2 separate regions of the Homo sapiens genome follow, and region 2 is linked to region 1. Evidence: read pairs that join two places in POLR2A ChIA-PET (ENCODE). Cell type or tissue: MCF 10A. All regions are shown on one strand. Links, peaks and the distances in the headings refer to the core of each region. The heading gives the core; the rest is flanking DNA. Region 1 overlaps MARCHF5 (membrane associated ring-CH-type finger 5). Region 2 overlaps CPEB3 (cytoplasmic polyadenylation element binding protein 3).

Region 1 (2,924 bases), core at 210-2,709:
CACTGAAGATCACCACAGTAGTTCCTTATGATTATATAATTTATGCCAAGGGAAATTTTAAATTTATACTCATAAAATAATAGGCTACAGAATACTTGTGAGCTGTAAGGTCAACTACTAAGTACTTATTAAGCATCTATTGTAAACACATTTTACTACGTATTAAAATAAATGTAAATTATATTTAACACACTAGCTGCTGCCCCCTAGGAGTCTACAATCTAGTTAGGGACAAACAATATACATAAAACAACTGAAAACTTCCAATGCAAAATTAATAAAGATATGATAGTATGGTACAAACTATACAGATGTTAAGAAAATTTTAGGTAAAGATTATGGGGGGGGAGGAGGTAAGGATACAAACAGTTTTTAAAAATTGCTGTTTGTTTTGTTTGTTTTTTTAAATAAATGAATCTTGACCTAAACTTGAAGTCTCTGATGTGAAAAGAAGGCCAATTCCAAGTGAAGAAGAAAAAGCACAACTGAATCAAGGTAAAACCAAGCAGGGCATGCTAAGAAGAGCCTTCTAACTGGAAGTGAAAAACTTTGCTGAAAAAAGTCACCACCACCAATCATCCTTTATTAACACATAAAAACAGCTGGCAGCACTAATTATGCACATACTACATATATGCCAGTTAACTGTATAACACAGTCTTTTTTTCTTTAAACATATGTGTATATTTTTCACATTTTCCATGATGATAATATAATTGTTCTTATTAATAAGAAAAACTGTATTTTAGAAAAGAACAATGAGTTATAAACTTCAGGTAACCATTACCCTGAGGAAGGTAACCTGACATTACCACTGAATTTTCTTCTTCCCTGTATATGAGAAGGTTGTGTATTAGGCTCATTAGGCTGTAACAAAACAAGGTGGGTAAGGATTAGGTTGGGTCTGCTGTGTGAATTGGGACAAAGTGCCATCTCTGGGCCTGAATTTCTGCATCTGTACAATGAAGGTGTTATGTATATCAGAGTTTTTGTAAAAATTAAAATAATTCATATGAAGCTCTTAGTACTTAATGTTACGTAGTAACGATCTTGTGTCAGCTATTATTTCTTCCAGTTCTAAACTATATGGTCACCCCAAAAGGGCAAACGATGTTAAACATTATAGGACAGTGGAGTAGAAGGCATAATCAAAGACAGCAGGTGTCTGAGAAAAAACTTGTGGTATATAGCTCTGGAATACAAATAAGACAATTTCAGGAAATCCTCAGGTGAGAAATAAAGAATAGGTGCCCTTTTCCTTAAAGATCCAGGACAAGGAGCAAAGGAAGGAGTCAAAGGAGCCAAGAAATCTGGCAATGTAAAGGGAAAATGAAGACATCAAGAGAATTTAGATTCTCTTGATAAAGAGCAGTTATCCTCCCCTCCTTTTAAAAAAAGATTGTATAGTTATGTTTTGGACCTGTAATTCAGCTACTTTTATTCATATACAGTGTGTACCCAGAAAGTCTCACACTGTTGAAAGATACTTCTTAAAACTAATCTACTTTTAAGACTTAGGGAGCAAGACCAAACATGATCCAGCAGTAAACAAAAGGAACTCTTATTCTGAAGGTATCCTAGTCATTTGCCTCACAAGAAGGTAACCAATGAGGGCTACAAAAGACTAAATGAAGGGCCAGGCATGGTGGCTCATGCCTGTAATCCCAGCACTTTTGGAGGCCAAGGCGGGTGAATCACCTGAGGTCAGGAGTTTAAGACCAGCCTGGCCAACCTGGTGAAACCCCGTCTCTAATAAAAATACAAAAGTTAGTTGGGCGTGGTGGTAGGAGCCTGTAATTCCAGCTACTCGGGAGGCTGAGGCAGAACTGCTTGAACCCGGGAGGCGGAGGTTACAGTGAGCCAAGATTGTGCCATTGCACTCCAGCCTGGGCAACAAGAGCAAATCTCTGTCTCAAAAAAGACTAAATGAGTTCTCTAACTATAAACTTTGACAACAAAGATTATTCAAAGACTAAATCACTATGGAATAGGACTTAGGTTTTTAAATTTTTCTTTATTTTGATCATACATAGGAACTTCTATATAGCAAAGTAAAAAGAAAACATTTCTCTGAAGGCTAAGTGTAAATATTACTAGAAACTTTTATTAATATGAAGAGAGTACTTGAGTTCTTAAGTCCATATTTGTTTTTTAGGTAGTGAAATAAACCAATGATATATTTTATGAGCAGGCAGAAAAGAAATAGGTTGAGTTCATGTGAGTGACAGAAGGCCATGTGGCTAGAGGAAAAACAATGGGGAGTATTTTTATGGAGTAACTGATACCTTGGGATTTATCAGTCAAAAATATAAAACCCCCATAAAATTGAAGCCATGAAGTTTTAAGTTTGGGGAAAATATATTTCTTACTCTATAGTACCCTTTTACAATCTAAGTATTCTTACTTTAAAATGGTTTAGCCTCCTCACTGATAAAGAAATGTGTATTAAAACTACAATAAGTTATCTTTTCTTAACAGACTGGCTAAAATCTCAGTTTGCTAACACATCCTACTGGCAAAGCATGAGGAAATAGGCACACTCACATATTGCAGGTGAATACACAAAATGATTCAGCACCTGTGGCAGGAAATTTGGCAATACCCAGCAAAATTCTATGTTCAATTTACCCTCTGACTCAGCAATCTCTTCTTGATTGATAACATAAATTTTCTAAGCCAATAAATGAAGAAAGAATGAAAACATTAGAGTGACAATGTTTTGTATTACTTAATGAAACAATGGACCTAGAGGCAATGAAAAATAAATTATCAATCTCTGCTAAAACTAGGTGGAAATGAATAGGCAACTTTACTGAATGGATCAGGCTGATAACACCTATACACACTGATCGGTCTTATCATAAAAAGAACAACTACACATTATGTGCCTTGTGATGTGATGCAATAAGAAGCACACAAACTAT
Region 2 (2,924 bases), core at 174-2,673, 260 kb after region 1:
AGTGAATTTTTAAAACTAGAGATGGCATTTAAGGGTCACTTACTTCCTGTTTGCAGCCCTTATCCCTTAAGGAGAGTGGGAGTGGGCCACCTGCAGAGCAGCAATGCCTGACCATCAAGTGAGACAATTCATTAAGTGTTGGAACAATGAAAGCAGTAGGGCCATATGAGGTGTGTCCCCTCAGGTTGCAACTTTCTTGTGTACAGTGTGGAAGGTACATGAAGAAGAAATTAACTGGTATATCTCCTTTATCTCTTTTATATCCAACCAACTTTTTCCAAAAAAGATATCTCTTTTGAGAGTTTATATGTTTATTATTGTTGTTGTTGATCTTTGGCGAAGCTTTTATATGGAGTGTTTCATGGGAGAAATACAAGCTTTATAGATTTGATTTCTTCTCACCATCTTAGAGACTTTTTGGCTTGCTTGTGAATAGAAAATATGTCAGTAGGCAACATTTATATTATTTAATTTATCTTTGTTATCCTGTAGATTTGGTACTTTTATCTCTGCTGTCATTTCACTCATCCATAATCTCATGGTCTTTAAGGAAGAGGTGTTTTTGTTGTTGTTTGTAACAGCTTTATTGAGCTGTTTTATGCTATTCACATAGCATACAATTCACCCAGTTAAAGTGTACAATTACATGTTTTTTCGTATATTTACATAACTGTGTAGCCATCACTATCTGTTTTAGAACACAGAGGTATTTTTTTAATCATCCCGTATTTCATGTCTTAAGAAACATAGAGGTGTTTTAATGTACAGCCTTTAAGTCTGCAATAAGATCAACTGCATAATAACAATAGCGGAATGGTGGTAGGGGATACACTTTATTCTCTGTAATTATTCAGCTCATAATATAGAGAGGATCCTACTTATTTAACCTGTGCTCTTCAAAGTTACAGGAACAAAGTAGCCCAGGCTCTTGGGGGAAACTTCTGAACCCTGCTATTACTGTGATTAGAGTCCCTCTTGTTGGAGTAAGTTGATAAATCTACACATCAGCAACGTTTTGCTGTGGCATGTCCAGCCACGGGAGGACTAAGAGAAGTGGAAGAGGCTTCTTCTACTAGGAGTTCCTCACAGAGCTGCTATGATCTTAATTCTGTCACTTTTGCTCAGGAGTCTGAATGGAAGTGCTTGGCACACAGCAGGCACTCACTAATGTGCAGAATCAAGTAGGAGGATATATAGGAGGGTAAGGACTGGAAGCAGCCATGGAAGCCTGGATACTAGACATCTAGAGTCATCTCTCAACTGGACATCTAGCATATCTTCCCCTATGGCTCCCCAATTCACTTTTATCCCATCTCCAAGTCATTTTTTACACAGCAACGAGAGCGAGCTTTTTATACTCATAATTTAATCATGTCTTTTCACTCCTTTAAACCTTTTGATTATGTTCCACTGCCCTTGGGATAAAGGTCAAAGTCCTTAAAATTGCCTAAATGACCCTTCATGTACTATGTACTTCTGCCTTACCACTCACTTCTCCCTTCCTTATCTTGAGCCAGCCACAGCTGGCCTTTTCCCCTATTTCTCAGGGTCATTATACATACGTTGCCTGGCTAATACCCACTTTTCCTTCAGGTCTCAGCTGAATTGTGATATTTTTAAGAATCCTTTCTTCATTGGAGCTTATACGTCCCCAATAGATTGTTGTCATAATACATGTCTACCATTCATTTGTAGCATTAAATGCCAGTATAATGAAATAATGCTTTGTTTAGTGTCCATCTACTCTGTTAGATGATACAAATTCAGGAGGGTAATAACTGTCTTTCAGTGTAACTACAGTATACACAATGCCTGACACCTAGTGGACACACATTAATTATTTTTGAATTAATGCGTGAATGAGTTATTATAGTGAATGAATGAAGATTGAGAGGTGACCCAAGAGGCCAGACACAGTGGCTCATGCCTGTAATCCCAGAACTTTGGAAGGCTGAGCTGGGAGGACTGCTTGAGGCCAGGAGTTTGAGACCAGCCTGGGCAATGTAGCGAGATCTCATTCTCTTAAAAAAAAACCATTTTTTTAATTAAAAAAAAATAGTTAAAAAGAGAGGTGGCTCAGATGGGAAGACCTTTTAAACCATTCTTTCACATATCCAACTGTCCACCAGAGAGCACTTTGCACAGCTTTCTTTTTCTACTTAGTTAAGGACACTCTAAAGAAATTTAGATTTCGCTGTTCAGAATATCAAAAGTGTTTTTTGGCACTTATAATACACCCAAGTTGGACTTAACTTTAGGCATGACCTGGTCCAACCCTCTTTGTTTTGCACACAGGAGAATCTAAGAGAGGTTTGGAAACTTTCTCAAGATCCTTGACAACTGAGGGCAGAGCTGTCTTTTTTGGACGCCCTTCCTGAGCCTTGCTGCTCATCCAGGGCCTCGCACCTATAATCCTAATGTTTTGGGAGGCTGAGGTAGGAGGATAGCTTGAGGCCAGGAGTTCAGCTTGAGGCCAGGTGTTCAAGACCAGCCTGGGCAACATAACAAGACCCTCATCTCGCCAAAAAAAAATTTTTTTTTTAAATTAGCCAGGTGTGGTGACACATGCCAGTAGTCCTAGCTACTTGGGAGGCTGAGGCAGGAGGATCTATTAAGCCCAGGAGCTTGAGGCTACAGTGAGCTATGACTGCACCACTGAACTCCAACCTGGGTTTTGCCACGTTGGCCAGGCTGGTCTCAAACTCCTAACCCTAGGTGATCCACCCACCTTGGCCTCCCAAAGTGCTGGGATTATAGGCATGAGTCACTGTGCCTGGCCTCTGAAACATTTTGTTGTAAATGACACAGATACGGCCAGGCGCACTGGCTCACACCTGTAATCTCAGAACTTTGGGAGGCCAAGGTGGAAGGATCACTTGAGGCCAGGAGTTCAAGACCAGCCTGGACAATATAGTGAGGCCCAG

What was found. Peaks named below come from ENCODE experiments on the same cell type or tissue, not always from the same donor. Only the 100,000 strongest peaks of a DNase experiment are listed, where the experiment ranks them.
Region 2: POLR2A ChIA-PET joins it to region 1 with 5 read pairs; 5 of 35 experiments call an interaction of 5 or more read pairs at or near these places.

The regions. Positions count from the first base shown.
Region 1 is chr10:92,328,853-92,331,776 of GRCh38, reverse strand. The region is part of intron 2 of MARCHF5 (membrane associated ring-CH-type finger 5); the gene reads right to left. Among named protein-coding and RNA genes, the nearest start is that of MARCHF5, 39 kb to the right of the region's middle. In MCF 10A, for the core only: no CTCF peak of the experiment used is centred there; DNase peaks (open chromatin) are centred at 1,666 and 2,556.
Region 2 is chr10:92,073,227-92,076,150 of GRCh38, reverse strand. The region is part of intron 9 of CPEB3 (cytoplasmic polyadenylation element binding protein 3); the gene reads left to right. Among named protein-coding and RNA genes, the nearest start is that of BTAF1, 150 kb to the right of the region's middle. RefSeq lists an enhancer at 1-480. In MCF 10A, for the core only: a CTCF peak has its summit at 1,802 (motif pointing left); no DNase peak of the experiment used is centred there.